5 separate regions of the Mus musculus genome follow, and all the other regions are linked to region 1. Evidence: chromatin loops called from intact Hi-C (ENCODE). Cell type or tissue: left cerebral cortex. All regions are shown on one strand.

The links. Hi-C counts contacts between places; a loop is a spot of excess contacts. Peaks named below come from ENCODE experiments on the same cell type or tissue, not always from the same donor. Only the 100,000 strongest peaks of a DNase experiment are listed, where the experiment ranks them.
Region 2: a loop joins it to region 1, with 2.3 times the contacts of the local background. A loop is called at or near these places in 2 of 42 quality-filtered maps.
Region 3: it touches region 1 in a loop (2.2-fold over the local background); 3 of 42 quality-filtered maps call a loop at or near these places.
Region 4: it touches region 1 in a loop (2.5-fold over the local background); 4 of 42 quality-filtered maps call a loop at or near these places.
Region 5: a loop joins it to region 1, with 2.2 times the contacts of the local background. A loop is called at or near these places in 3 of 42 quality-filtered maps.

What each region holds. Positions count from the first base shown.
Region 1 is chr14:27,619,350-27,624,349 of GRCm38, reverse strand. It overlaps Erc2 (ELKS/RAB6-interacting/CAST family member 2), which reads right to left and starts at 1,943. Exons shown (of 20, transcript NM_001347497.1): 1 at 1,736-1,943. In left cerebral cortex, a CTCF peak has its summit at 2,067; DNase peaks (open chromatin) are centred at 780, 1,663 and 2,036; H3K4me3 peaks cover 2,373 bases; H3K27ac peaks cover 1,955 bases.
Region 2 is chr14:27,667,880-27,672,879 of GRCm38, reverse strand. All of the region lies in intron 2 of Erc2 (ELKS/RAB6-interacting/CAST family member 2), which reads right to left. Among named protein-coding and RNA genes, the nearest start is that of Erc2, 48 kb to the right of the region's middle. In left cerebral cortex, no CTCF peak of the experiment used is centred here; DNase peaks (open chromatin) are centred at 571, 2,905 and 4,536; H3K27ac peaks cover 1,000 bases.
Region 3 is chr14:27,718,265-27,723,264 of GRCm38, reverse strand. All of the region lies in intron 2 of Erc2 (ELKS/RAB6-interacting/CAST family member 2), which reads right to left. Among named protein-coding and RNA genes, the nearest start is that of Erc2, 98 kb to the right of the region's middle. In left cerebral cortex, no CTCF peak of the experiment used is centred here; DNase peaks (open chromatin) are centred at 1,303 and 2,077; H3K27ac peaks cover 524 bases.
Region 4 is chr14:27,731,382-27,736,381 of GRCm38, reverse strand. The region is part of intron 2 of Erc2 (ELKS/RAB6-interacting/CAST family member 2); the gene reads right to left. Among named protein-coding and RNA genes, the nearest start is that of Gm45645, 110 kb to the left of the region's middle. In left cerebral cortex, no CTCF peak of the experiment used is centred here; a DNase peak (open chromatin) is centred at 2,850.
Region 5 is chr14:27,739,466-27,744,465 of GRCm38, reverse strand. All of the region lies in intron 2 of Erc2 (ELKS/RAB6-interacting/CAST family member 2), which reads right to left. Among named protein-coding and RNA genes, the nearest start is that of Gm45645, 99 kb to the left of the region's middle. In left cerebral cortex, a CTCF peak has its summit at 2,758 (motif pointing right); DNase peaks (open chromatin) are centred at 541, 2,752, 4,176 and 4,819; H3K27ac peaks cover 399 bases.

The sequences.
Region 1 (5,000 bases):
TTGCTAGTACAAAGTTAAGACCTGGTCCTTCGTCACTGATTTATCCACCCAAGAAAGTCTCACAAACCATAGCTCCTTTCCTAGAAACTATCAAAAGGCTTTTATTACATTTCAGAAGCAAACCAACAAGATGCCTCTCATGAGAAGATAAGAAAGTCCTCTTCCCCACCACTACCTCCATCCTAAATGACATCTTGCAAAGGAGAAGCAGGCAGCCCTCACTTCCATGAGTTGTCAAATCTAAAAGAATTCTCTCTATTCATGTTCAAAAACATCTTATAAACCTACCAAATCTGATGTAAGAGCCAAACTACATACTCAGAAACAGTGTGAGTTCACAAGGACAAGGGTAGGGTGACCACAGGAGACGGCGAGCCACACCCTTCTCTAGATAGCTCAACAGTAAGTGCATCTCTTCTAAAGAAGACTGCGATTCTGAAGGAAAGGTAGATCATTCCAACCTGCCGTCCCAGCAGCCAGCCCATGCCCGCTTCGCTCTTTATACAGATTGATTTCATGTTTAAGCCAACGACCTCGGCATCCACAGCTACAACTAGTGACGGACAGGAAAGACAGGAGGAGAACACAGGTTGAACATACTTGCTTCTAAGCCCATTGTCGAGGAGTTGGCTTCCCGCTTCTCTGCTTCTCACAGCTGGAGTCCTACCTGGTGGAAACCAATGGTTAAGTAAAACCACTGATTTAAAGAGCCAACCAGGAAACTAACCAAGACAAGTGGGAGCAGCCCTCCTCTCCCGAGCATTGATTGGCTCTTGGGGTTCCACCGGTCCCATTCTATACACATAAGTGGCAGGTGCGGCTGTCAGTCACGAAGAGAACTGACAATTCACCGCTCTGGGAGTAAATTGTCTTTCATCCAGCAAAGGCAGGTAGCCGCCTAAAATCGATCTTCTCCTAAGGGAGCGGACCCTCCCTCTGGCAAGGAGGAGAAAGACCCCTAACTACAAAATAAATTATGTAGGGCTAAACAGGGGAGAGTTTGTGGGTACTATTTGATTTTCACACACCGAAAGAGCCCTTATTCTTCACTGTCCTAAAAATGATCTTTCAAAGGCTCATACAGGAATAATAATAATAATAATTTTTAAAGGTACCTCCTTGTAAGTACCCCTTGTGTAATTAGGAGGTGGGGAGAGAATCGGTAGGAATGCTGTTTAATTTCACATCGTATCCTTTTTCATACACCACCTCCTACCCCTCCCCAGTAAATCATCTTCATTTTCCCAGGCATGAATTTTTCTTTTTATAACCTGCATCCCTTCCCCGCCCCCCTTTCCCCTGGAGCCCACCCAGACAGCCAGGCTCACAACCCCTGAGGCTGGGGGGTCCTGTCTTCTCCACTTTATTCAGCTTCCGATTCTGAGAGACCCCCACCCTCGTGAACATCCCACCCCTCCCGGCAAGGTAGTCAGCAAAGGGGGCGGGGGGTCGTCTGCAGAAAAGAAAGGAGAGGACAGTGAGGGTGGCTACGGGAGAGAGACTGCGGGAGGTGGCCCGGGGCGGGCGCCTGAGGAACTGTGCACTTGTTCCAATCCGGGGGTTTAGAGAGAGAGGCAAATCCGCCCTTAGGCCGCCCCATCCCTTCCCCCGCCTGAAATAGCCCCGAGGAAGGCGGCTGCGTCTCCCCTCAGCTCCCCCGATAACGCATTGCAGCTGCCCACGAGCGCCGGGGACCCGCACGAGGGAGCCGGGGCCCCCAGCGTCGGCGTCTCACCTTAGCGATGCTCGCCCCGGCGCGGTCCCACATGGATTTTTACAACCTCGCGTGGCTGCGGCGTCGGGCGGCCGGGAGGAGCTGGAGCGATCAGGAGCGCGAGACGGTGGAGCGCGGGCAGCGCGGGGAGGTGGTGGGGAGGTGGAGGGGAGCGCGGCCAGCGCCGAGCGCCGGGGCCGGGCCGGGCGGGGCCGAGGGGGCGGCGCCCGCCGCAGTCCCGACACGCGCGCTCACGGCCGCTCGCCCAGGCCCTGACTCACATTCCCAGCATTCCCGAGGAGCCTGGAGGGGCCGCGGCTGGGACCTGGGCACCTCCGCGGGGGGCAGCAGAGAGTCGAGTGCGCGCCCGCTCCGCAGCGCCTCCTGGCATCCTCCTGCCCGAAGCACCTGACCTCCCAATCCTCCCCCAGAAGCCCCTCCAAAAGCTGCCAGACACTTCTGGGGAACAAAAACAGCCCTTGCCTTTTAAGTTAACCTAGAGAACTGGGGTGAGGGTTCCTATGCCCTAGGACCATCCATTCCTTTGCAGGTCCATAGAAGGATGACTCCACAACACATCTACTTTATTGCCACCTCCTTGTCCCCCAAGGAAAAGCGAGATAGAAAAGTGAAAAGGAGAGCAATTCAGGCTCCTGTTCATCAGATGCATTAGGTGTCTCGTCTGGTTCCCTTTTAAATTAGAAAGATGGGCCCTGAGTTCACGCAAGCACACACCGCTCCAGGTAAAGTGCATGAGAAAGTGTGCAAGGTTTTCACGGGCAAAAGCTTCCGCTCAACAAGAAGTCTTGAACCCCTGCTGCTGCCACTTGGCACCAGGGAGGGAAATGGAAACGACAGAGGTAAGTAGTCAATTCCAGAACAGCAGCGATTTCCTTTATGCCCTGATGAGTGTGCTTCCAGCAACTTCAGTGGCCACATAAGAGTGGCTCCTGCTGGGAAGCTCACACATAAAGCGATCCTGATCCAGCAGTGGGGTGAGCAGAGGGAAGAACAGTGACTGGGGACAATCCTTCCTCCCACCCTGAAAAGGAGGACCTCATATGCTAACTGCTCAGAGAACAGGAGGATGCCTTCCTTTGGCAGCCTAAGTGTTTTTGCCTTTAATAGCCATACCATTTAAGGTTTTCCATGGCCTCCGGGTGCTCATACTCTTCTTTCCATCCCCAACAAATAGTGCCCATTCCCCTAACCCTGGTACTTGAAGGACAAAACCAAACTATATCTATTGTGTTCTGTCCCACATGGATCCTTGGCAACCTGGTGTGTTACATGTGAGAACCCTTTTGAGATTCTTGACATACCTCATGCTGAGTAGTTTCTGAAATGTGACTGTGCTAATTTGCTTCTCTGTTGCTGTGATAAAAACAATGACCAGAACCAATTTGGGAAAGGGTCGGCTTACATTTCCACTGCACAGCCCATCCTCAAGCAAAGCCAGGGCAGGAGTGCAAGGCAGGAACCTGGAGGCAGGAGCTGAAGCTGAGGCCATGGAGGAGCACTGCTTACTGGCTTACTCTCCTGGCTTGCTCAGTTTGCTCTCTTACTTAACCCAGCCAAGACCATGAGTACAGGGGTGGTACTGTGGGCTGGGTCCTCCCACATCAGTCATCAATCAGAAAACCGCTGCCACAAAGCCAATCAGATAGAAGCCAGTCCTCAGCTGAGGTTCCCTCTTCCCAGGTGACTCGAGTTCATGCCAAGGTGACAATACTAACAGCACAGTGACAGCATGCTTTAAGTGTGTGTGCACCCACACAGGCACACAATGTGCAGATATCTGTGCACATTACACTTACATTTTCTCAATCACTCTCACAAAAACTGTAAAATGGGTAATATCTTTCAGAAAATCCAGGTGACATATCCAAGATGGCACATTTATAGATTTTTTTTTAAATACAATGTTGAACAGTCACTATTGATGGCCTTCATTCTCTCTATTCCATTGACCTGTAAGTTCTAAATAAGAATCCTTGAGTGTTTAAAAGGTAACATTATATGTATGTAGGCCGAAGAATAGTTTTCACACACACGCACAAAGACTCATGGTTTCTAACAGATTTTATTTTTTAAAGTAGGTCCTTGATTTAGGAAAAAAATGGAAAAAAATAGTCATTTTATGTAGAAAACAAAGGACTGAGATTTTAGAGTTCTTAGACATGTCATCTTCATCCTTTTGGGGACTTAGTTTCCCATCTGAAGATTTTAAAAGCTAAACTAAATGAACTCAAAGATGTCATCCAGCTAACCTTTTGTAATTTAATGCTAAATATATGTATGTACATATGTACACAGACACACTACCCCATCATGCCAAGTGCTAACAAGCAGCCCTTACCCAACTGGACAGAAAATTACAATACAATCTTGTCGATACCAAAGACACAGCTCTCACTTCACAGAGAATAAGTAACAGTTTATTCTGAACTATGAGTGGCCATGGCCTAGAAACACAAATTTAGGTTATACCAAACTCCAGCTCCAATGCAGTAACACTTTAATAACGTTTTTTATGGATACAGAACAAAAAAAAGTTACAAGTCAAAAGACTTTTCAAAAAGCATCAGAGGAAACCTCAGGTAGGAAGCTCACAGCCAAGCACAGAAAACTCTGCTGTAGGTCTTGGTGTTATTTGATGACATTTTTAGCTTTTGGATTTGTGGAAGCTAGGCATCTGCACACAAGAGGATTTTCCCAAATAGTAACAAGGATGCCAGGTCATACGCAGAGGGGAGCAGTTAAGTGGCTATTTAGGATGCTAAGACAATCCAAAGTAATTTGACTCTGGGTCTACAACATTTCAGCTCTGCACAATCACTGAAGTTCTGATCCATCAATTAGCTCCATAGAGTGTGTAACACAGTACAGCTTTTGCGTTGAAGCTTCAGGTCAGCCTGTTGCCTGCTTCTTGCCCCCATGGTCTTGTTTGTTTTGTTCTATTTTCTTGGTTTCTCAGATCTCCATCATAGCTGTTCCTCCAACAGTGTCAGAGAACACTGTTCTGTAGCAGATTTTTTTTCCCACAAATTTATTCATTCATTTAACAAATATGTATTTAGCAACTACTCTTGGCCTGGGGTGCAGAGCCTCTCCCCTCAAAAACTTTAGTGAAGGCAACTTATCAAAAGCAGGCAACGTCAACCACCTAAGAAGAAACAACGTACTGGAACTGTGGGAGCATACAGGGAAAGGCAGCCAACCATCCTGATCATTGATTGAGAAAATGCCCTACACCTGAATCTCATGGAGGCATTTTCTCAACTGA
Region 2 (5,000 bases), 49 kb before region 1:
CCTCACATCTCAGACACATTTGGACATCCTAATTTAAAATAGGATAGAAAAAAATAGTCTTCTTGTGGGCTGTTTCTTGCCATGTTTCAAACATGTCTCTTCAAAACTCCCTTCTCTATTAAAATCATAGACATACACTTGACTTCCAAATAGAAGGGCTGGAGACCACAGCCAGCACACAGCCTTGTTCTAAGCACTAACACAATAGCTCACTTGGTAACCCTATAATATCACTTTTGGTCCATTTTTACAAAGGAGAAGATTGGAGCCCAGTAATGTTCATCAACTTTATGGACCCAGGGCTTTCTACCAGAGCTTGGGGATGGGTTGTTTGGAGAGAGTTCTTACTGTCAGCTGTTGGGTGTTTACATCTCTTATGGCATGATTTCCTAAGGGACAGGTTACAGGATCCTGCACACAGCTTCTCAGAGTTGTAGAGCAGGCAGCACTACAATTGAACCTTAAAGTCTTTCTCTTTGGCTTCCTTCTTTTTCTGATCATCTTCCTTCAGGATTTCTTCCCAGCCATCTGGCCAAGATCAAGTACATTTTCCTTCAGGCATTTTAAGAAGCTATCTCAGCTCTGAGTGCTTACTATGCTCAATACACACACTGATTCTCTTGGCAAGGCTCTCTGCCCTCGACTTGCTTGTTTATAACAATGCCAACAGCACACTGGGTAACATTCTTCCAGTTTCACCATGGTAACATTCATGGACATTCCTTTTCAAGCAGTGCCTTTCCCTTGAGGTCTTCAGTATTACCCTTCCTATAGATCTGTATGTGTGTGGCTAAAGGAGCAACTCTGATTTCTAAAAGGCCTGTAGAACATGTCTTGGGCACCCAACTCCTCTTTCCCTTTCATGTTGTCTTAGTTACTTTTCCATTGGTGTGACAAAATACCATGACCGAGGCAACTCAAGACAGAAATCATGGGAGCTCAAGGTTCCAGAGGGTTAGAGTCCATGACCACCATGGCAGAAAGAGAGAAATGGGGCTGGAACGTAACCTGTGGATACGACAACTATGAGTCAGACAGAGAGCTAATTGGGAATGTGATGGGCTTTTAAAGTCTCTCACTAGTGACACACTTCCTTTGACAAGGCCTCAACTCCTAGTATTTCCTCAGCAGTCTACCATTTCCCAGCGACCTATATGGCCCCTTCAGTTTTTTCATCAAGAGGGAACAAAAACCACACCTATCTAGTGATGCTATCACAAGTAACAAATGAGTCAATATATATGGCTGGCATGTAGCAAGTTATCAATAAGTGTTAGGTCTTACTATTATTCTATTCAAATACCTATTTAGCTATTAAGAAATAATGCTATGAAGTCAGGACCCTGGCCAGGCTTAGGAAAAAGTGACAGACATGTTAGTAGGGCTTAGCTGTAGAATGAATGACAGGTCCCATTTCTTAGTTTCTTGTGAGGCTCTAGTCAACCCCTTGTCCCCCTTAATCACTCCTTGTTGCTGCCCCGAAAGGAGTATCTAGTATTCCTTCCCAAATACAGAGACATTTATCAGGATATGCAGGATAAGATCGTCATGGTGCAGGTAGCTCACAACTGTTCTCTACGCCCCCATCCTTTTGCATGGAGCCCCAACAGGACAAGCCAGATCCAAGATTCCATCTTCCTTCATTCCAGTAGCAACAGTGCTTCCCCAGGAAGCACACCTATCACCCCACTTTCTAGCCTCAGAGGACAGGGCCCTACCAACCCTCCTCTACCCACACATTTCTGGGATCAGTATGGTAAGACACCAAAGCCACCATCCCTCTTTATCCCCAAGTTCTCTCTGAGTGTGGAGACTACAGGGTTTCCAACAGAACAGATATTACCACCGTGGGATCAGGGTAGATGTGGAAGCAAGTTCTCACACCCAACTGAAGAATCTTGCGTAGAGGCAGGCATAAGTGTACATCAACACATACATCAACACAGTCAGATCCCATCTGCCCTTTGACCTCTTTAACTGTATATTCTCCTGCACAGGCACTGAGGAGGGGAGAAGGGAACAATAGAATTCAGTCACCAACAACCTATGTAAACCCCTAACAAACAGATTCTTCTTCTTTTTTTTGTTTTTTTGTTTTTTTGTTTTTTTGAGACAGGGTTTCTCTGTGTAGCCTTGGTTGTCCTGGAACTCACTTTGTAGACCAGGCTGGCCTCAAACTCAGAAATCCACCTGCCTTTGCCTCCCAAGTGCTGGGATTAAAGGCATGCACCACCACACCCGGCCTTAGATTACTTTCTGATGGAAATGTGTACAATAAACTACACTGTGGTCAAAGAATAATGCTCCTTATAAAGTAAGCAAGCACCTTCCACTGCAGAGACATTTCTAACAGACTTCTTCTAAATGGGATTCAGACTTGAGAATGGCAAGGAACTGCCTTGGGAAATCCTTCCTCCAAGACAATTAACTGTCACTTATAGTGGTTAGCCTGCTCAAGTCGTAACATTGAGCTTAAACACATACAGAGATAAGTAGACACACACACGTGCAAACATTGCATGGTCACATGTACCCAACATGAAACTGGAAGCAGCCGCTGGGATGAAGCTAAGTACCATTGAAATGAGCAATGTCCTTAGAAGAGGCAGGCCCGGGATGCTGAGCTCATTGCAGCTGTATCTGCCTGTGCTTTGCTAGGAAGTTCAAGAGTCACAAACAGCTGTACAGATTCCAGTCATCAGTAAAACAAAGGCAGTTAACTTCCCTCTTGCAAAGCAAGCTCTGCACAGAAGGCATCTGCCTTCTTAGCATAAGAAGGTGGCACCTTTGTCTACACTGAATTCTTAATATGAGCTATCTCTCCCTTGGCTCTCCAGCCTTTTATCCTTCTCACTCCCAGCCAGGCACCAGCCAGGAACCACCCGCCAGGATCATGTCTCAGCTTCTTAGAATTAACCAATACCTGGTATGCCTTACTCATCTCTGATCCCATTCTTCAGACCTGCATGAGTGGCTCCTAAACTCTGTGAGACCAAAGAGTCCTTAAGCTGCTATTGCACACACATACGTGTGGAGTCAGGGTTCTTACTCCAGACTGTGCGAGCACATCATTATCTAGGTTGGTATCAGGATCAGCTCTGAACCCAGTGACAGCACACCTCAGTGACAGAGATCCGAACATCTGCAGCTGTGGCATCCTATACGAATTCCCAGAATCCACTTGGCTCACCTCCCACCTCCCACTGCTACCTGCGAGCGGCTATGTCACTATCCAAATAAAAGGCAGACTCCTCTGACCTCTCTCCCACCCCTTCTTGGTGGCCACCTTTGCTCTTTTCCCCCACAATAAACCTCTGCCACATGGAACTGCTTTGGCCTGGTGTGGTCTGTCCTGATGCAAGCCATGATTCTAACACAGTCTATATCTTACCAACTCTTGGATTCAGAAATGTTCTTATTTCACCTTAAATCTAAAACTATGTATGTCAACCAAGGGATGAACTACAGGAACCCAGAGAGATTATGTCCTACCTAAGGGAGGTCCCACCTACTAGACTCAAAACAATAATCTCTTGTCCATATTCAAGAAAATCAGGCTGTTAGAGAGATGACTCAGTGGTCACGAGCACTGACTGATCTTATAGAAGACCAGGGTTCAGTTCCTAGTACACACATGGCAGCCCACAACAATCTATAAGTCTACTTTCAGGGACTCAAAGGCCCTTTCTGGCTTCCACAGGGACCAGGAACACATATATACATACATGCAGGCAAAACACTCATACTCATAAATTAAAAATAAAACAATCTTCTCTTAAAAAGGAATAAAGGAAAACCCTAAACCTTGACTTTTTGCATGGTATTAACCTTTTAGATCTAGGCCTCATAGTCTAATGAAATTTAAAAGGCATTAGCGGTGTGCACAGTTTTGTATTTCATTTAATAGCTATTTACTAAGCAAATGTTATATTCAGAATTGGTATTTTAATGAAGGGATGGATAGGCGATGGATGGATAGAGGGAGGAAGGGAAGGAGGGAGGAACAGTAGGAGGGATGGACATATGGATACATAATTAAATACTGAAGGAGAAAGCAAAATATGATCCATAAATTAACAAAATACTCCTTAGAAAAAAGGGAGAGACAGCATTTAACCCATTAATACAACTGTCATTTGCCTTGTTAAAATCATTTATTTGCAGTTGGGGAGTGTCTCACAGAGTCTATAAGTTGACAATGAAGTAGAGACAGGCATTTAATCTAAGCCAAGGGTGTCTGCCCTTTCATAAAGTCATGAGAAGGGACCATGCGGGTCTGGAATCCACAGGTAAAACCTATTCTGGGTTACTTAAAAACAACCTTTTCCCCTCTCTGCTCTCTCGGGAGCATGGAATATATTTCTGTAGCATTTCTATTAGGAGGCTAATTAGAATAGCTGAGAAATGCCATCAACAGCGAAAGTAAAATTAGCCTTTACTTGTAAAGTTTCTCCTGAGGGAAACGCTGGTGGCTCCTCTCTCCAGCAAGCAAGGCAGTGGCAGTGCTTAGTCAGCACAGGGCAAGCCTGTGGACTGCTTCCTCAGCAGCACTGGAATGCACCCACCAGTGCACCCACGGGAGTACCAGGATCCCTGCCCCGCCAGCCTCTCTGTCTATCTGCTTCTCTGCCTCACCTGTCACATCTCAGCCCTGTGCCCCATCAAAACCGCACATGTAAGTCATATTATAACAGCACTGACTTTCAGGTGCTCTGAGAACACTTTTAATTACTTCCACAAATGGTGTGGGGGGGGGGGACGGGGGGGGGGCATGTGGAAGCCAAGAGAACAATGACCTTATTTTTTTAGACAAGTTCTCCCACTGCCCAGAAGGGTAGGCCAGCTGGCCAGGGAGCCCCAGGGATCCACTTGCTTCTCTAGTGTTGGGGTTTCTACCCCACACCCAGCTTTTTTATGTGGATTCTAGGGTCCTTATGCAAGCACTTTACCTACTCAAGCCATCTCTCCAACATTCTTGACAACTTTTGAACAGTAAAGAG
Region 3 (5,000 bases), 99 kb before region 1:
TGTCCTCAAACTCAGAAATCCACCTGCCTCTGCCTCCCGAGTGCTGGGATTAAAGGCATGCGTCACCATGCCTGGCCCCTCTGCCCCAATTTTGAAAATAAATGGATAAAGGTAAACTCTGCTGTAGACTACGGAGAAAAGAGGAGAGAGCAGCAGATCCTGACCACAGAATCGATGCTCTTCTCCCTCGGGATGCTCTTCTCCCTCAGGATGCTCTTCTCCCTCAGGATGCTCTTCTCCCTCAGGATACTCTTCTCCCTCTGAATTGGCATCATATGGGTGAGGTTTGGTGCTGGGCCTTAGCTAGCATGATATTGGAGTGAACTTGAACCTCTCTGATCCTCAAGTTCCTCTCGAACAAACCTGATGGTGCCACCGGTTCTTGATTAAAGAAAATGATATTTCTAAAGTGATCCATCCAATAGTCTCCTCCGCCTCCTCCTCTGATGTATTTTAATAATAGACAAAACACAATGGAATAACTGGCCTCTTCTCTATTGTTTTATTTTGCATAAAGATTCTTTAAATTCTGAATAATTATCATAAGGTGAGAGAGGCACTGTCACATAACTTATGGGAATTACCTACAGTGTTACTTTCTTGACATGAGGTACTGGACAAAAGAAAAGCATTATTTTAATCTAGCTTACATAGTCAGTATAGTTAGAATCTTACAGCTATTACAACTATCAGGTTGGTCATGTGTAGCTTGAATTTCAAAAGGCAACTACATCCTTAAAAAAGATGTAATACACACTTTATTTTATTATCCTATATTATTATGAGGCTTCAAGTCAGACTTTTTGTTTTACCTGTCAACATTCCCACCTGGTAAATGAGGATGGGCAAGCTCCTCTAAGCCCTGATTCCCTTGGTAATATAGAAAGATGACATTTGTTCCCTGACTTTACCATGAGAGTGAAATAATATTCAGTGTGATTCCTCATAGAGACTCACTACCTATTGAGTTCATTATTACCATTGTTATTAATGTTAATCTGTTACCATAAGCTGATGCTGGAGACCATTTGGTTCTGAATGAAGAGCTCAACAGAAAAGTTGAATAATAAAATTACCAGAAACAGTGAATGGTCTAAAGTGACATTTTGACAACTGGCTAACTTACTTGGTAGAAATTTACTTCAACATGGGTGCATGAATTTGCAAAAATGTACACCGTGCAAAATCTGGTTTGTTTGCTTAAAAACTCCACTGTTTCATCGCCAGGACTGGTGCCTGGAGCTAGACAGGGGAGTCTATCACACAACAACTGCCGAGGTAAAATTAGAGCTCTGCTGCCCAATGAAGGCACTTTCTCAATTTCCTTTCTCCTTTTCCACTTTTTGTCACCCTCCTACACCAAACCTTCCTACATCAAGCCTTTTTACCCATGCCAAGAATACACAATTCAGAGAGGAGAGTGGGGAAAAAAGACAATATTCAGAAAAATACTTAAAAGACTAGGGCTTCAGGGGAAATGACCAAATACCAGAACTACCTGATCTCACACACTACACTGCTGCTCTGGGTAAGAGGTTCTATTAACTGTTCAATGCAGTTTAATATCTGGAACCAACAGGCAAAGTACATATTCTACTTCCACTTCATAGATCAAGACATTATAGAGGGAAATGACATGTTCAGGCCCAAACAGCTGGTAAATAATGTCTGGATTTGAAACCTATCTCATGGTAACAAGTCTTTTTAATCATCTCTTCCACATCTCCAAGTTCTGAGACAGATGTGGGGTCTTGTACATCAAGACTAGCATTCGTGCATCTCTCGAGGAACATAGTTTTGTGGGACAAGAAGGCAAGAGCCATAGTAATAAAATGGGGAGCTGTGTTCTCCAAAGCTGACATCAACATGGTGGAAGTACCAAGGGGGAAGGTGTAGGAGAAAGTGGGTCACAGAAGATGCGATGTAAATTGTAAATGCAAACTCAAGGATAGAATGGGCAAGAAAGAGGGAAATGGGCAGATGGCAGCTTGAGGACAGGAAGGATCCTCCTGCGCTGAGGGAGGAGGGTGGGCTGTATGACTGTATATGGCTGAATCATGAGAGAAATAGAGCAGATCTACAGAGAACATGGAGCTGAATGGGGAAGTATCATCAAGCATGCTATGTAGCATGAGAGGGACTCTATAGGCAATCTATGGGCTGACAGAGACTGTGAAGGCAGCTGATGCCACAGGACAGTCTAGAAAAGAAAGGTAAGAAGTTCCGCCAGATGGTCTGAAAAGCTTGTAGGTGGGGCGGGGGAGTCCAGGCAGACAAAGATAACAACTCAAACCTCAACCATGTGGAAGAAAAGATGATGCCTGCTTGAAAGAGGTCCAACAAGTCAACATTGCTCACATGCAAAAACAGTACCTTAGAGTCACCACCATTTAGGACACCCAGCTGAAAACAGGTATGCTCTCTGAGCCAGTAAGAGAAATGAGAAAAAGCTTCAAAGATGAAAGAAAGGTCAGCTCAAGGCCTCTAAGAGAGACCAATTGAATCCACATAGAGATGCTCAAGGCTTGACAATTTGCTTCAAGAACACAGCTAAGAGATAGGAAAATTAAAGTAACATCACCAGAAGGAGGAGGAGGAGGACGAGGATGAGGAAGGGGAAGAGGAAAAGGAAGAAGAAGAAGAAGAAGAAGAAGAAGAAGAAGAAGAAGAAGAAGAAGAAGAAGAAGAAGAAGAAGAAGAAGAAGAGAGGAGGAGGAGGAGAGGGGGGAGGGGGAGGAAGAGGAAAAGGAAAAGGAAGAAGAAGAAGAGAGGAGGAGGAGGAGGAGGAGGAGGAAGGAGAAGAGGAGGAGGAGGAGGAGGAGAAGGAGGAGGAGGAGGAGGAGGAGGAGGAGGAGGAGGAGGAGGAGGAGGAGGAGGCAGCAGCATCACCAGCACAGTAAATTTCATGAGCAGCTGAGGTTAATAGAATCCAGGGCAAGACACCAAGAAGTAAAGCAGCCAAACTGATCATGAGGTGGATGAAGATAACCCATCCCACAAGTTGTTCTTTAACCTATACATGAATGTGGTAGCACATACACATATCTATAAATGTAAGTAGGATGTAAATGGAAACAAAAGCAACTATAAAAAGAAGTGGGGTTTGCAAAACCATTGAATAGCCAAAGGCATTTGTCACCAAGCCTCATGAACCTGAGTTTTATTCTTGGACTCCCATGATGGAATAGAGAACCAACTCCCAATATACTCACACACAAACACACACAACACACAGACAGACAGACAGACAGACACACATAGTAATTGTAATTTTAAATTATTCTCTATCCTTAAAACAAAGGAGAGCCATCCTAAGGGCAGACAGTGGCTGCCGAGCCAGCCTATGTAGCCAATAGAGAGTTCCCATCTGTAGGAGTGAATAGTTAACCTGAACTGAACCCTTGTTGGGTTGTGCTCCTAACCACCCGCCAGAGCTCTCTGGAGTCTCAAATGAAAGACAAACACACACACACACACACACACACACACACACACACACACACAGAGCGAGCAGTTTAATTTTTAATATGTCTAATTAGCTCAATGGCTGGGCACTTCTAAACTTCCCTGCGGCTAGCACACACTCCCCTCTGATATTCCTGAGTTCACATTTTCTAAATTTACTTTTTATCTTTGGTTACCCAGACCCAAGTGAGGGAGTGGCTTCCCCAGAATCTTACGTGCCAGCTGGCCTTTAAGTCTGATCTCTCTATTCCCCTATCATGGTGATTCTCTCTGTCTCTCTGTCTGTCTGTCTCTGTCTGTCTCTATCTCTCTTTGTCTCTCTCTGTCTCTGTCTCTCTCTCTCTCCTTCACCCTCAGTCCCTAGCCTGCACCTACCTCTGTCTTCCCACCTAGCCATTGGCTGTATGGCAATTCTTTATTATCAATCAAAGCCAGCTGGGGACAGCATCTGGAAGCATGGATTTTGAGAGCTGAATTAAGACAAAGCATTAGGATCAATTTCCAACATCTCACTTCTTCTGTCCAATAAAAAAAAAGGCTCTTCTCTCAAACATAAGTTGAGCATAACCATGACAATTATATAAATTACAAAGTATGATATACAATTAACATCATATTTGTCAATTAGATAAAGTACTCTACCATCATTTCTAACTTAAAGACTTACAATTCTATCCCTGAATTATGTTCTGACTTTAACATCTCTGTAACTATGAAGATCATGCTCACAGGGAAAATTTTGTGAACTTTTCATAAAAAGATGCATCACACGTAATATATGAGGGGCATGGAAGCCAAAGTACAACCCAGGGAACAATTCTGCCTGCCATAAGAACTCACTTGTCTTGTTATCCTCAGAATAACATGTCATGTTGCTCCCATGGTGGACTGCAGAGCCAGCAATCAGTTTCTCCCCCAAACTCTATGGATGTTACACATACCACCTGGGCAGGAAGGAAGATGTCTTCCCACTGGCACAGGAAGAGCTTAAAAGCCCAGCTATCAAGAGAGCTCAGGAAGTCAAGATCTTGTAAGTCAAGATCCAACCTGAACAATCTATCTCCTACTGAGAGAAAAGAGGAAATGGGGAAAGGGAAGAGAAAATCGAAAAGGAGGGAAGGAAGAGAAAGGAGCAATGGTGGGAGAGGTGAGGAGGAAGAAAGAAGAAGGGAAGGGCAGAGGGAGGGAGGGAGGGAGGGAGGGAGGGAGGGAGGGAGGGAGGGAGGGAAGTTTACTACTCTTGCTGCCTATCCAATAAAATCTAAATGCTTAAGCATGGCTTATAAAATGTGGCCCACTGATCTGGCATGGTTGTGCACACCTTTGATCCCAGCACACAGGAGGCAGAGGCAGGTGGAGCTCTGTGAATTCAAGGCCAGCCTGGTCTACAAAGCAAGTCCAGGACAGCCAGGGCTTCATGAAGAAGACCTGTCTCAAAACAGACAGACAGACAAACAGACAGACAGACAAACTGGCCCACCTACTCTTCCCAGGCTCTGCCTATGCGAAACAGCTTCAGAATGTGTTATTAACTG
Region 4 (5,000 bases), 110 kb before region 1:
GAATGATCTAGAAACCTTATAGTTCAAATGTGCCAGGCCATTTTTCAACTGCTTCAAGTCTTTTTCTTACCCTGGTCAGAAACCCAGCAACACTACTATGGCCATTACAAAATCTAGAATTCTCTCTAGATTTTTCACTTACTCTCTAAGCACTGAGAATGGCAAGATTTCAATAGAGGAATGGCATGATTGAGTTAATGTTAGAGTCCATGACAAATACCCCTGGTGAGGTAGTTGTTGGCAAAACCAACCAAACAAGCAAACAAAAACAAATAGGAAAGTACCATTCATTAGGCACTTGCCATATGACAGCTACTGTGCTGAAAACTTGAAATTTCCATTTAAAATTTTATTCCACAACAGCAGGCTTCCAAGGAGCCATGAGCATTCCCTTCTGAATTATTCACATACAGCACCCGGCTCATCCAGAACTAAGATGAGCATGGAGCTGAATCAAGCTGGTCCCACACCCAGGGTGTTCATTCCACAGGGAAAGACTACCACCACAGCGGACCAAATGGGAGCCCTTCGTTTCTTATCCTATGTTCTAGGTCTTGCTCTTCTTCCAACACAGTGGAATATAAAATTGAATAGCAGGGGCTAGACATTGTTAAGAACTAGAAATTCTCATCTGTGTGTGGAGGAAATGGTGTTTTAAGTAGACTACCTTCTTAGCCTCACTGATGAGGAATCAGCTCTCCATGGAAGGGGGATTTACACGGGATGTTTGAGTCCCTCATCTTGCCTAATCAGCCACCTACCCTGACTCAAGCCAGGGCTGATCACACCATTTGTCTCTCAACTTCATGACATGTGACACCTTGTCAGACCATGCCATTGAAACACAGACTGAATGTTTCTCTCTCTTAGGCAAGTTCGTTCAGAATTGAGCCTCAGTCACTGCTGCTTTGAGCAATGCTGTAGTTTAAGTACGGTCACAGTGTAGCCCCAAATGGTCATATGCTAGAAGCTTGGATCCCAGTATGGGGTCCAGGGACAAGTGATTAGGTCATTGGAATACATGTTCTTAGAAGGGATAAATGCCATTTTTGGTGAGACCCCCAAGGAGTTACACATCTCTTGCTGTGTGTCATACCATGTGAATACTTGTCCCTTTTTCTATATGACGCCAATATGATGGCTGCCATCTACCATGTTGTTAATGTAGCCGGAAGAGCCCTCACCAAGCCAACAGCATCATTATATTCGGACTTTCTAGTGATTGCAATGGAGAGACTAGTAAAATCTATTTATTTTATGTTACCTAGTCTCAGAAGTTTTGTTATAGTAAAAGAAAAGAGACTAATACGGTCAGACCCTGCTCTGATGTGTTCTCTCTCTCTCTCTCTTTCTCTCTCTCTCTCTCTCTCTCTCTCTCTCTCTCTCTCTCTCTCTCTCTCTCTCTCTCTCCCCATTCCTCTCTTGTACTCTTTTCATTCTTCCTACAGAGTAGGAAGTTGGAAGTTCCATAGTATAATTTCCCATTCAAATGTAAATTTGACAAGAGAAGGGACTTTGTCCTGTTAATCATGGGATTTGGATTCCTACAACATAGTAAGTTCTAAGTAGTTAACAAATTGCAGTATTTCAATTTTAAATAATTTGATTTCCTCCCCTAAGGGGCTACAGAGTCATAGAAGAAAGAAAGGGTCTAGCATCCAGCAAACACACAGAAATGTTCACTTAAGCAGGAAGCTTCAGACCACAACACAAAGTTGCCTACATTTTTGTTTCAAATTGTAAAGCTCTGATATTTTTATCGTAAATTTCTTTCTGCCATAAAATCTTGTGTCCTCTTTAGCGTTCCGAATTCTGTTGTTTGCATACTGAAGACATGGGATAACACTAGACCAGAGAATTCAACAACAGCAACAAAGAAAGGATGGCTTCTTTCAATAATCCTTTCTTTTGAAATTTACATTTCTTTGTCCCCTGAGAACACAACGCATGATCTCAAGCTCCTACCCAGAGAGGCCTGTGTTCCTAGGACTTATTAGAAAAAACAGACAGAGAGACACAGACGGGTATTTTAAATACCACATTAAACTAAATATCCTTTTGCATTTGCTAAATAAACAGGATTTCATTGCTCACATCTCCTGGATAAAGTAGAAAAGAAAACGAAAGAAAGAAAAGAAAACAAATGTAAGAAAAGGGCTCAAGGTATCTGAGGCTGTCTACAGACCAGGTTAAACTGGCTGCATGGGGCTTTCGGCTCTGGAGTATACTGGGCCTCCATAGCCCTGGCAAGCCCAAGAGAGTCTGATAGCAACACGCCCTCAGGTGCTCTGTGGAGCGTGAAGCTCTCAGTCACAGTAACCAAGTACCCTAAAACTGTGTCTCCAATGAATACTGCAGCATCTCTCAGAAAAGTCAGGGGAAGTTCTGCACCCCAACCCAGCACTTAAACCTCAAGGAGTGACAAACGAAGCATGCCATCCTTTAATAAAAGGTGGGCTCTGACACCAACGTTCCTGAGTATGTTTGTAGATAGGGTTACTATGGAAATAGATTTCGCTTATGCCCCTCTCCTGAGCTTCTGCTGTCTTTTGGCTCATAAGCCACACCCTCATACCACTAATTCCCAGCAAATAAAAACTGAGAATTGGGTTATCCCCACAGATTTCACCGTGACAGCAGGTCACTCTTTCCACCATGATGGGTGCCTGCTGCATCCCATTTCACTGTTTAGTATTCGTCCATCAGGTGTTCTTGTTGGCTGAGCTGATGAAGGCAGAAGGACCAAGATGCTAATCTGTGTGCTCATCCTCTCTAAGGCCACTTGCAGCACCATGCTACACCCACAGAACACACTTTTTATTCTTTGAAAACAACAATGTCTGAATATAGACTGGCATGCATTCAATCATTTTCAACAGCCTTTATTGGACATCTATCTCCCAGATGGGAGCCTCTGGAAAGAAAGCACTAAAAGAAGAGAGGTACCAGCTGTATAGGCTAGCTGGATAGACAAGCATTTGTTCTGTTAAATAACTAGTGTATGCGTATGTGTGGGGTGACTAGGTGTTAGTTTTGGAAATTAGAATATAATCACAACATTTTAGCCCTTCCTTTTTCTCCCTTCAACCCTTCCTATACACACACACACACACATACACACACACATACACACACACATACACACACATAGACACACACACACATACACCACCCCACTAAGCTTTCAAATTTATGGCCTCTATTTGTTTAATTTTTGGTACATGCATACATGTATTGGTAACTATATAAATACAACCTGCTCAGTCCATATAATGTTACTGGTGTGTGTATGATTCCAGGGCTGACCACTTGGATACTGGATAATCAAACTGATGGCTCTTCCCTGGGGAGACTACTCCTGCTCTCAGCTGACTGTAGTTCTTTGTCTAAGGCCAAGGCCCGCTGAGATCTCTCCTTCCATACTAGCATATCTATGGATAGCATCCTTGTCCAGGTCTTATTTAGGCGGCCACATTTCTGAGACTTCTCGGGTATAGCCTCTGACATTTCTAGCAAATGAAATCTCACAGCGAAGTCCCCATTCCTCTGGCTCTTGCTGTCAATGCTAACTGTAAATCATTACATAGTGAGTGCAATGTTCTGCATTACTGCTCTTCTTGCTGACTACATAAGCCCGTGAGCACATCTATCACTTGATTCCTTTGTGGTAACACACTAAAATTTACTCTTAGGTCTCCTTGCTGTGGAATAAACCTCAAAGCTTAATCTTTGGAGGCTGAGGAAATGGCTCATACTGTAAAAGCCATGCCACGCAAGCACGAATACCTGAGTTTGAGCCCCAGAACAAACGTAAAATTCTAGGCATGACACAGAGACAGACAGATAGCTGTGGCTGGCTGCTTGGCATAGTTGGCCAGCCCCAGTGGCTAACCCTATCTAAAACTCAACAAACAACAACAACAAAACAAAAACAAAAACAAGAAATACAAAAAACGAAACACCCAAAGCAGACAACATCTGAGCAATAGAACACCTAAAGTTGACCTTTGCCCATCTCATGCATTTGTACACACATGTCCACCACACCACACACACACACACACACACACACACACACACACACACACACACACTTCTTGTCTTACTGAAACACTGTGCCTTCTTACAGGTACTTTGCCATTGTCTTTCCCCTTTTCTCCTTTCTTCAGCTTCTTATCTGTCATTCTATGACAGATGAGTTCAATTTATTGTGTTTTATTTTATTTTTATTCTATGTTTAAGTGATACCAACCAATACTTGTCTTCCTATTCCTGAATTATTTTATTTAGTACAACACCTATATATGCCTTCATGTTGTCCCAAAAGACAGCACTACATTCTTTTAAAATGCCAAATAATATGGTACATCATCTTACCCTCTGCTCAGTGACATTAAGGTTGGTTTTATACCCTAGCTGTTATCAATAAGCCTACAACGAATATGGGTATGAAGACAGCCCTGGACGGGCAAGCAGTCTGCCAAGTGTTGCTCACAGATGTAGCTGGATCCATGAAAATAAAACACTGGTGCTACCCACATTCTGTTCGTTCCTGGGAAAACCAAGGAGGGACCTTGGTCATTTAATGAAGAGAAAAGTGTGTGCAGTGTGGTGAGGGAGAAACAATGCTGGCAGGCTCAGAGGTGGGGCAAGAACATTAAGTTTATAAATGAGATCTTTATATAAAAACAAGGATGCTAGAAAGGGGGAATACAGAATTCTCAACCTGACTTAATCCCAAAGTCTGCTCTCAAATACCATAGCTGTTTCTGGGTGGGACTCAGAACTGTCCCTCTGTGTGCACGAGTGCACGCGCTCACACACACACACACACACACACACACACACACACACACAGGGTCGTGGAGGGAGCACTACCAAATTCCTTCTCTTAGCTTCTCTGGTTCCTTCGTTTTCCTGAACTGTATCTTGTTCTGTTTGTTCCTCACAGAAGCCATCATTAAAAAGTTAACCCAGTGTACGTGCTGCAGGGGTGATCA
Region 5 (5,000 bases), 120 kb before region 1:
AAATGGTCCACAAGTAGCATAAGTGAGTATCAAAAATATCTATCATGGTTTGTAAGCAGTTTAAGTGAACACACTGACTCTGGGCTCTGAAGAGAAAGAAATGTTAATAAGATATAGAACTGCATGGGGGGGGGAGAGCATCCCACAAAAAAGGAACCTCTGCTCATAGTATCAGCTCCATGTGTGACTGGAGAAAATTTTCTAACCTTTGAATATACAGAAGAAGAGGTGGCATGCCTTCAACCCCAGCACTCAGGAGGCAGAGGCAGGGGGATCTCTGTGATTTTGAGGCCAGACTGGTTCACAGAGTGAGTTCCAGGACAGCTAGGACTACACAGAGAAACCCTGTCTCAAAAAAAAAAAAAAATGAAAGGAAATGAGTCCAGGCAATATGCACAAAGTGCCAGGACAGCAACTGTTCAAGAGCCACACAGTCAAGACCATTCCCTTTATAAACCATTCTGTGAGACTGAAGAGAAGCCCTTTCTGCCTCTGACTGTGATGCTGTACAAGGAACGGGGAGTTTCACCACGTGGAAGGGGTGTGAGTGTGCACAGAGACAAAATAAGGCTGATGGGGGAAGGCTGAGGATAGTGCCTTGTGCCCAGAGAACAGACACCAGTTATGTCATAGGGAGGCTTAGAAGCCTTGTTTCTCTCACTGATCCTTCCCCCCAACCCCATCTTCTAAACTGGCCTCAATTCAGGCCTTCTCAGCTATGGTAGGATCAGATATATATGAAATCATTCACAGAATTCTAGTAACAAAAGGAAAACTAGCATGCAGGACTCCTTCTTCCGGATAGTGTTGTTTAATAAGGAAGTCTAAGGCATCCATATCATCATGAGGCATCATGGGTGTGTGCAGTGTGCACACCCTCAAGACTAGAGGATAGGAAGGAAGCACCAAGAAGCATATTGCGGGTCATCTCCTAAGCTGAGCCCTTTAAAAAGCACAGGACTCTGAGAAAGAGGATAGACAAGGTAACAGGAATAGCTTGAACTATAGTGGAAAGTTACAAAAGAAATTGGGAGGTTGTGCCCAGAGCAACTTGGTGTTGCTGGAGTAATTAATGTATGTCTGATCAGAGAAGGCACAGAACCAGGTCCTGGAGAATCAGAAAGTCACTTAAATGCATTTGGGCTTTGATGTGTGTGTGTAGAAGGAACCTCCTTTAGAAAAGTTTAATCAGAGAGATGACTTTTCAGGGTCCAATTTATCTTTTGGAAACTTATAGAGATTTTCCTTTGTCTGCTGCACTGGCTGGCTGCATTGCAACTCTCTTTTTCTCTCTCCATCCCCATCTCTGGTCTCCACCCTCTTTCAGCACACCAAGTCTCTAAAACTCCCGTCAGCTTAGCAAAGTTCATGTCTTACACCTGTCCTCCTACAAAAGCTAGGTTCTGAATCTTCTACAATACCACAGGGTTTGGGCCTAAGCTAGCCTCTAACCTATCCTTTCCTAGGGCAAAATAAGCACAGTTAAGCCAGGCTCAGAGGCTCAGCAAGAAAAAAAAATCCATGTCCTGAAAGCCTGACAGACATCAGAGTATGATTTCTGAAAACCCAAGTGGAAGAAGAAAACCAACTCCCAAAAGCTGTCTTTTGGCCTCCACATGTGTGTGCCGACACACACTCACACAAGCAACAATAATAAATAAACTTAAACAACTAAAAGCTCATTCTCTATGTCTTGGAGGCTGTTATAAAAGTGTGCAAAAATAAGTCAAAAGTCATAGCTTAGGGCTGAGGTGTAGCTCAACAGCAGAACACTTGCCTGGTGCTTGCATGGCCCTGTGTTCTAGCCCCAGCACACTCACACAAAAAGCTCACCATCTCCCTGGAGTTGTTCTCAGACCCCACAAGCATATGGTACATGTAAGTACACACACACACACACACACACACACACACAAACACAGCACACATATAGAGATGGAGAGAGAGAAGTGTAACTCTCACCCTTCAACAAAGCAGCTTCCTTTTGCAGCAGAGACCATCACAGAAATCAGAAACCGGTACAAATGTAGAGAATGGCTGACTGTGTAATGCCCAACTCCTACTGATGCATCCATTACATAACCCCTGCCTAAGGCTTAAAAGATATTGCAGAAGAAGGGGAGACATGGTAGACATACTTTCATATGTCTACCATGCTCATAAAGACAGCTTACGTATTAACATTAAAAAGATAGATCCAGGTGCTGGTATGATAGTTCGGAGGGCAAAGACACTTGCTCCACAAGCCTAATGTGGATCTAAGGTCAACTCCACAGCCTACAGCAGAGAACAGAACTGCATACACAGCAATGTGCTCTGACCTCCACACTCTGCCAGAGCATGCACAACTACACACATGGACACACACACATAATTATGCAAGAGATATATATTGACAGGCTTCGCTCAAATGAAGATAATGGTGTGATCATATGTTGTGGAGAGAAAACCTCAGTCATTTTCACACTAGATAGGTTTAGCTCTGTAATTTTGGGAAGCAAATGGGTGCTTATTGTGGACACAAGCACCCACAGTTTTCCACAGTGACATCTTCTTCCTCCTCCTCCTCTTCCTCCTCCCCATCCTCCTCATCCCCCTGCTCCTACTCTTCCTCCTCCTCCTTTACCCCCACCCCCCTTCCCATCCTTCTAGTTTAATTTGCAGGGCATAATTTTAGTAGTATTAGTTGTCTTGGGGTGCGGTTTCCTTTAATGTTGTGTCTCATCTGACAGTTGGCCACAAGGTGGCACCAAACTCACACCTACAGGACAAAACTTGCTGGTTAGCTTTGGTTTTGTGCTCTTACTCATAAAGCATAAAACATTTTCTATGGGTTCCTTTATAGCTTATTATGAACGGATTTCCAGATAAAATAGTATGTGTGTGCAAACTTAAAACTTTTGCCACCTGCAAGAAACTTCAAAAGTAGACAGACCTCTTAAGATAAACCTATGTCAAATCTGTACAGATTTCAGTAGGTCGAGGGGTAGAAGGGTGGGTGTTAGCACTCTGTCTAAGTTCCTCCCCACAGTTACCTGGCAACAGCCAGGTAGCCCTGACCCACTATAAAAGGGGTTGCTTGCCCCCTCCTCCCTCTCTTGTTCTCTTGCCCTCTTGTTCTTCCTTTCTTGTTCCCTATCCCCTGTCCCCCTTCCCCCTTCCCTTTCCCATGTCATTCCCCCTCCTCTCTCCAAGTGCTCATGCCCAGCCTCTTCTCCTCTACTTCTCTCTCTCTCTCTCTCTCTCTCTCTCTCTCTCTCTCTCTCTCTCTCTCTCTCTGCCTCTACTACCCTCTTGATGCCCCTCCCTAATCCCTGAATAAACTCTATTCTATACTATACCATTGTGTGGCTGGTCCCTCAGGGGAAAGGGATGCCTTGGCATGGGCCCACTGAGACTCCCCCTTCCCCCATACCTGACTATGCCCCATAGGACATATGACCCCTTTTCTGTTTATCTTTTTATAAGCACATTATATAATGCCATGACTCAGATTTAGAAACTCTGCAGGTTTGCATCCCACCCCAGTGATCACATGGAGATCCATGCTTGATAGCTCAGAACTGGTCAACACTCCCCCACACACAACACCGGTCAGAGAAACCATCTGCATGGTCCCAGGGGAGCTTGGAGCTACCCCTGTGCTGCCCTGACCCTCGTTCTAGGACTCTTTCCCTCAGGTGAAACTTTCCTTTCTCCTTTTGAGACAGTTTCTTTCTCACAGCTAAGAATCCCAGGCCAGGCCTGGATAGTCTGCTCTCTGTGACTCAGGAGCACTGGCTCCAACCAGCTCCCATGTGTCTCAGCCATAGGTCAGTACTCGCCACTTTGTCCCTATTTACTGGGATGTCTTGGTCTAATTCACAGTTAACTGAAATCAATATCTCTACATGGCTGCTAAACTGGCATTTTCTCACTAGTGACCTGAAGCATAAACTTCCTCCTCCCCTCCCTTATTTGCAGTTTGCTTCCACCTGAAAAGTCCCCTTGCCAGGGACTCTGCTGCCCTCCCCGCTCTTGCATTTTCTCACTAGCTCTGCTCCCGTTCACTTCAGAGTGAGAATAGCATGCTGGGATACAGAACACCTACTTCAGGAGCTTCCTCTGCTCCACCCCATGAGAACTCCAACAGCCTGAAGCACTGGGCCACAGCTTCTAGCTGCTAAGTAGGAAGTTCCACCCTGCACCCGGTCAAAGTAAACACACCTTCGCTGCTCCTGTGTCCACCACCACACAGCAGAGCCAACCTGACCTGCTGGCCCCAGCACTGCCTCTGCCTCAGCCGCTCCCATGGGGTCCGCAATGCGATGCCACCTCTGTGGGGCCCTCAACATGGCGCTGCTCCGACCCACTGGACACAGAGCCACGCAACCTACCGGGCACAGTGCAGGATGCCCTGACCCACCAGCCATGCAGCAGTGCTTTTTTTCTACTTATACAACCTGTCAAAGTTACTTAAGATTTTCATTTCTATCCTGTCTTGATAGACGATGGTTTCTTTTACTACTGCCATTAAATTCTATTCAGTTATAACCAATCGATATAGCCCTCAATCCTGTCAGAAGTCTGCTAGTTATTAAGATTATGACAGAGTTCCCAAAGCCTTTAACAGTTAACCCCACGAGGTCTCAGAAGTCTTGGACATAGCTACAAGATACTGCCTAGATTGTGATATGATAATTACTGAGAAACACAGTGAACAAAACTAGATACCCTGAGTCAAATGGCTTAGCTAAACCAAGGTAAGCCATTTCTCATGTCACACGCATCCATTCCACAGAGAAAAAGCCCTGCTGTCTTCTGGGCTTGAAAGCCACACTGACTCTCCTCAGGTTGCCATGGAAACCATGGAGCCCACAGGGAACTGTTGGCTATTGAACTCTGTCATTTTTTAAATAATATATAACTGATAGATGATTGGTTATTCTTTCTCAGACTTCTGACTACATTTACAGCTAAGATAACTATAACTTGACAGCTAAGAAAATCTTTCACAGATG